Linked DNA regions of Homo sapiens: region 2 is linked to region 1. Evidence: chromatin contacts called from ENCODE Hi-C or POLR2A ChIA-PET data. All regions are on one chromosome and are shown on one strand. The core of a region is the stretch at or near the end of the contact, and the rest is flanking DNA. Distances in the headings are between cores, read along the strand shown. Region 1 holds the start of SLC29A3 (solute carrier family 29 member 3). Region 2 holds the start of SPOCK2 (SPARC (osteonectin), cwcv and kazal like domains proteoglycan 2).

Region 1 (2,700 bases), core at 185-2,684:
GTAAGCCTGGAGCTAAGCCCCTTCCTCTCCTGGGCCGGGGGGCTTTCTGACAATTTAGGGTGCTAGTCTCCAAACTCGCCTGCTGGTGGAGCTTGTTAAATAGATCCATTCTGGATCCCCATTCTGCACCCCCTGAGTGATGGGTTGTATTAATCCAGGTATTTATTGAACACAAATTATGTGCCCACGATGAGGGAAGAGCAAACAAAGCAGATACAGCACCACCCTCAGGGATTGGGGAGTGGCAGCAACCCTCCTGGGGAGAGGTCCCCAGAATCTGGATGTGTACTCGAGACTTTTATGATCAGGCCAGTGTTTGGGGAATGGTGGTTATAAAATGAGAGGCTGGGGCAGGGAGTGGGGATGTTCTGAGAACCTGTCCACACACTGACAGCCTCAATGGGTTCTGTGGCACCCCTGAGCCCTGGGATGGCAACTGCAAGAATTTACTATCCATGGTCACAGATCTTCAGGCCCTGTGAAGCATCCAGATCCCCGCTCTGAATAGGCCAACTGGGCCAGGACCGGGAGTCAGGAAGGTTTCCGCCTTTTTTTTTTTTTTTTTTTTTTTGAGATGGAGTCTTGCTCTGTCGCCCAGGCTCCAGGCTGGAGTGCAGTGGCACCATCTCGGTTCACTGAAATCTCCGCCTCCCGGGTTCAAGCGATTCTCCTGCCTCAGCCTCCCACATAGCTGGGATCACTGGCACGCACCACCATGCCCGGCTACTTTTGTATTTTCAGTAGAGACGAGGTTTCGCCATGTTGGCCAGGCTGGTCTCAAACTCCCGACCTCAGGTGATCCGCCTGCTTCGGCCTCCCAAAGTGCTGGGATTACAGGCGTGAGCCACCGCGCCCGGCCCCTGCTTTCTTAAAGAACACGCGGCAGCTGTGTGTTACACGCTATGGCTGAGGTCAAGTGTGAGGGCTGGAATTGCTGACTGCCATGTTCTGGGTCTACTGAAAATAGCTGCCTGGCCTGGGAGGCCCAGTTCAGTCCGGGTGTGGGTCCCGCTTCACCTCCAGAGCAGCGGCAGCCGGTAAGGGTAGAAGCGGCCTTTGGAGAGGGGTCTCTGCAGCGGCCTGGGGACAAGATGAGGGCTCCTTTGAGTCCTGGGGTGCAGGTTATAGTAGCTAAAGGGGAGGTCTGAGACAGTGGGGTCTGGCTCCAAGGTAAAGAAGGAGCAGCAACCAAAAGGCCTGATGCGCAGCGCACCCATCGCAAGCATGGGCAGTGCGTTTAAGACTGGGTGACTCACTTTTTCTCCTATAAAATGGGCGCACGCAGGCCCCAGCTCAGCGCCAGAAGGGGGAGCCCCGGCGCGCCGGCAGAAGACAAAGGAAAAAAGCGTGTTTGCAAACGGGGAAGCGGCGGCGTGCTGCCGCGAGGGGCGGGGCGGGGCCGGGGGAGGAGCCCGCCTGCCGCCTGCCAAGCCCAGTGGTCCTGGCCGTGCGCCGGAGGCAGCGGCGGCGTGGCGCAGCGGCGACAGTAAGTGCGGGCCGGCTCGGGCTCTTCCGGCTACGGTCCCGGCCGCCCCCAGACTCGCGCTCAGCGACCTCCCTCCCGGGCCCTGGGGGCGGCTGCGGGCTGCCAGGGGAGCCGCAGGACCCTACCCCATCCGTGGTCCCTTCCCCACCGTCCCTCCTCTCTCTCCTTGCTCTCTGCCACCCCTCTTTCTGGGTCTCTATCTTCTCTTCCCCAAATCCTCTCCCCTCCTCCTCCCTGAGACTGGACCTCACCGCCTGTATGGTGGGGGCCTGGTATGGACCCGTCGGCCCGAAGTATCCAGACGGTGGCTGATTCTCTCGGTCCCAGCTGCGGGGCCTGAGGCTGGGGCTGTTTACACCGCAAAGCCGGTTCTGCCGCGGCCAGTAGGCGGTGCCCTGCGCTTCCCAGTGCCTTCCCACAGGTTAGCCCTACCAGCTCCCCACCCCGGTTCACAGCCCAGGAGATCGAGGCACAGAGGGGCGAGCCACCTAGCCAGAGTCAGGAACCTCCTTGGAACCAGCACCCAGGCTTCCCAGCCCAGATGAGGTTTTGCCGCGGCCCCAGCAGTGCCTGCCTCCTTGTGTGGGGCTGTCTGTCTGTGCATGGCCGGGCTCCCGCAGGTGACCCAGGAGCACGTTCCAGGCCACAGCCAGCTTGTTTTGGGGAAGGTTGGGCACTTCCTTGCCTGCCTTTCTCTTTATTTTTTAATCCAGAAGCCAGCAGCTAGCTTTTATAAAGACTAATAAGACTTTGCTCACTCCAGTGCCCTGGCCTGTGACCCTGGTTAGAGAAAATTCCTGGCTCCTTCTTCAGAAGCTCAGTCAAGCCTTGACAAATAGACGCTAGGAACTGAGAAGGGGGCCCTAGCCAGGTGTGGTCCTGAGTGACAGGGCTGGTGGACCTTCTAGCCGCCCCCACAGGTAGCTGGAGCCTCTGGAAAGAACCACTTGCCGGTTCTCTCTTGTTCTATGTGGGTGGGTCATGATTATTTTTTACATTTTAAACACTAATTTTTAAAATGTAACAAGTGAGCTTGTTACATTTGTACCATTTTGTGCCAGACAAAATAGCATAGACTGGGTGGCTTAAACAAAATTTGTTTCTCATGGATCTGGAGGCTGGGAAGGGCAAGATCAAGGTGCTGGTTGATTTGGTTTCTGATGAGGGCTCTCTTCCTGGCTTGCAGACAGCCTCCTTCTTGCTGTGCCTTCACA
Region 2 (2,700 bases), core at 78-2,577, 770 kb after region 1:
CCGGGCCGCCGCCTGCGACTTCCCCTCTGATCCACAGGTGCCGGTAAACAAAAGTGCCGCAGCTACCCCCCCGCCCCCACCCCGCGGAGTTCGGCCCAAGGTTACGCCGGGGTTCGGGCGGCGCCCGCCGGGGGCCCCCAAACCCAGCTTCTGGACTCTCCCCGGCTTCTCAAGCCCACCGGGCCGGGAGCCTTCCTCTGGCTCCGAGCTGCTCCCCTCGCTCCAGGCTGGATTCCCCCCTGAAATGTTGGTCCGGGAAAACCAGCCTGGGTCCTCGCGCGCCCTTCTGCACGGGGACCCCAGCCCACCCCCGTACGGACACGCCTTCCACCATCTCGCCTAGAAGGCTGCTGGGACCCCAGACCCAGAGCCCCGGTCACACTCCCGTCCCATGCTGTCCCCCTCCCGCAAAGCCCACGGTGGGAACAGAGGGCACCGCGCGAGCCGATGCCACCCTCACTGCCGGCCCCACCCAGACCTGCCGGTGCTGCAGTGCCCCGTATGTGCAGCCTGCAGCATCCCAGCGGCTGGGGCAGGCCCGGGGGCGGCTCGCACAACGCAGCTGGGGACCGGGTCGGGGTCCAGCGGCAGCCGGGGTCCGGGTCCCCCCGGCCCCGCACCCCTTCCCACTCCCGGCCCGCAGGGGAGACCCCGGAGCGCGCGACCCCGGAGCGTCGGGCAGGTGTGGAGCTGGGGGTCCCGGGGCTGGGGGGTCCCAGGGCCGCCGGCCCGGGCCGCAGGGACAGGGGAGGGGCGCTGGGCTGTGACCCCCAGTACTGTTTACTTTCCGTGTAATTAGCCGGCCAGGCTGCGGAGCCTCGGGCTGCGACGTGCGGCGGCCGCTCCCGCAGACCCCGGAGCTCAATCCCCGAACCCGCAACCCCGGGTCTCTGCCTTGGCAGCCCTGCGGACTCACGTCTCGGAAGCGGTTCCAGTGCTTGATCTTGCCGCTGTACTGCGAGATGGACGACAGCCATTGCTCGTCCTCCATGAAATTGCCGGGGGTCTCGCCCTCCTTGAGCCCCTTGGCGTCGCCTTCGGCCAGGGCTGCCGCGGCCAGGAGCAGCAGCGGCAGCACCAGCCGCCCGCAGCCCGGGGCGCGCATCGTGGTCTGGGTTCGACCTGGGGGGGTCTTGACTTCTGCAGTATTTTAATGTCCTTCCTCCCACCCCGCTGCTGGCGAAGCGCACGCGGCTGTCCTCAGCTCTCCTCCCGCGGTCTGCCTCCGGTGACTGGCGGAGAGTGGGTCGCGGCTGAAATGTGACCTGGTTAGGAGATGCACTTGTCTGAAAAAGCCCAGCACTGGACGCGGAGAGGGAGAGAGAATCAGAGAGGCTGCGCCAGCAGGGGCTGTAACTGTAGCATCAGCATCACGTTTGACATCATCATACCTGGTTTAAAAAAAAAAAAAAAAAAGGAGTGGGTAGATTTCAAAGCGAAGCGCTCCCTCGATGAGAGCGCCAAACGCCAGCCAGCCGCAGCGGGGCCCAGCCCCGCCTGGCACACAGGGAGTTGCAGACCAAGAAATCCAGAATCCCGAAATGTCCCTGAGCTCCCTCAAAGGATGGAGAGCAAGAAGGGCCCCAGGATCTCCCCGGGGAAGATGGGATGGGGGAGAGGGCACAAAACTCTCCGGTTACAAAGCCAGCCAGGCTCAGGTGTCGGAAAGGGAATTTGGCCAGACACTGTTTTTCTCCCCTTGCCTCCCACCCAGAGGGGCCTGCGCCACAGCCCTGACAGCTGGCTTCCTGCGAGTTATGGCTCTACCGTAATGGGTGGCTTCGTTAAGACAAAAGCCGTATAACAACTGGCTGCTCAGAACCATTGCTCCCCAGCGGCACCGCGTTGCGCAAGGCAAGGCCTGAGCACTGAGTGGCTGGTGAAACAGAGGCAGATGTCCTCCTCCCCAGGCAGCTGTTTAGGGGCTGTCACCCGTTTTGTCAGCTCTTCCCAGGACAACCCTAAAAGGCAAATGTCTGACCATTTCATCTGCCTTGGAGGCTGCAAATTTGGAAAAGGCATATTTGCTTATGGTTTTTTGACTTCAAGTTAGTTTGAATAAGCCACTGGGGAAGCCGGGGAGTGGGGGGCTGGGGTGGGGTGCTGGTTTTGTTTGAGGTGTTTCGGGTTTTGTTGAAACTGCGACCCTCCTTATTGGCTGTAGATTTAAATGTTGACATACCAGCGGGGAAGGCTGGAGGCTGGCCACAGTCCCAAGAGCACAGCAGAAATGGGGACAGGTTTACATTACAAATACATTAAAGAGGAAACATCATCTGATGGGACAAAACCTAGTGAACTTTTGGGACCCAAGCCCTAGATTGTGTTTTTATAAAAAGACTTAGCTGCTGTGATCTAAAAATAAAATAAAAATTTAAAATGCTTTAAAAAACATAATCTTAATCAGTAGGAAAAAACATAGCTTACAAGGTTCCTTGTCACCCTGAATCTGGCCTATCTGGGAACTCTGAATGCCTCAGTGGCTCAGGCCGGAGTCTCGTTGGGAAAACAGAAAACAATAGCTCCCTTTCCATGTTTTCTTGTTTCCTTTGCTGTTGGATTTAGTGGTGGTGCTGCAGTGAGGCCCTGGCCATTGACGTCTTCATCTCACAGTAATAAAGCATTCTTCCTGGGTGTGTCCTGGCGCTGTACAGTGAGAGAGCACGGCTTGCTGTCGTGGAGACTAGAGGACAGAATCCC

The links. A loop is a pair of places that touch in the nucleus more often than their neighbours do. ChIA-PET counts read pairs that join two places held with the same protein, here RNA polymerase II (POLR2A). Pooled maps may share reads with other maps.
Region 2: a pooled map of psoas muscle shows a loop between it and region 1 (2.7-fold over the local background). The contact joins the promoter of SPOCK2 here to the promoter of SLC29A3 in region 1. A Hi-C loop is called at or near these places in 1 of 50 pooled maps. POLR2A ChIA-PET finds 5 or more read pairs at or near these places in 2 of 52 experiments (H1 and activated T-cell).

Annotation. Positions count from the first base shown.
Region 1 is chr10:71,317,825-71,320,524 of GRCh38, forward strand. SLC29A3 (solute carrier family 29 member 3) reads left to right here and starts at 1,435. Exons shown (of 6, transcript NM_018344.6): 1 at 1,435-1,486. The coding sequence starts at 1,486. It overlaps LOC124902445 (a long non-coding RNA gene), which reads right to left and starts at 1,839. Exons shown (of 2, transcript XR_007062183.1): 1 at 1,738-1,839; 2 at 145-1,080. RefSeq lists a silencer at 1,232-1,681.
Region 2 is chr10:72,087,224-72,089,923 of GRCh38, forward strand. It overlaps SPOCK2 (SPARC (osteonectin), cwcv and kazal like domains proteoglycan 2), which reads right to left and starts at 1,328. Exons shown (of 11, transcript NM_001244950.2): 1 at 917-1,328. The coding sequence starts at 1,105.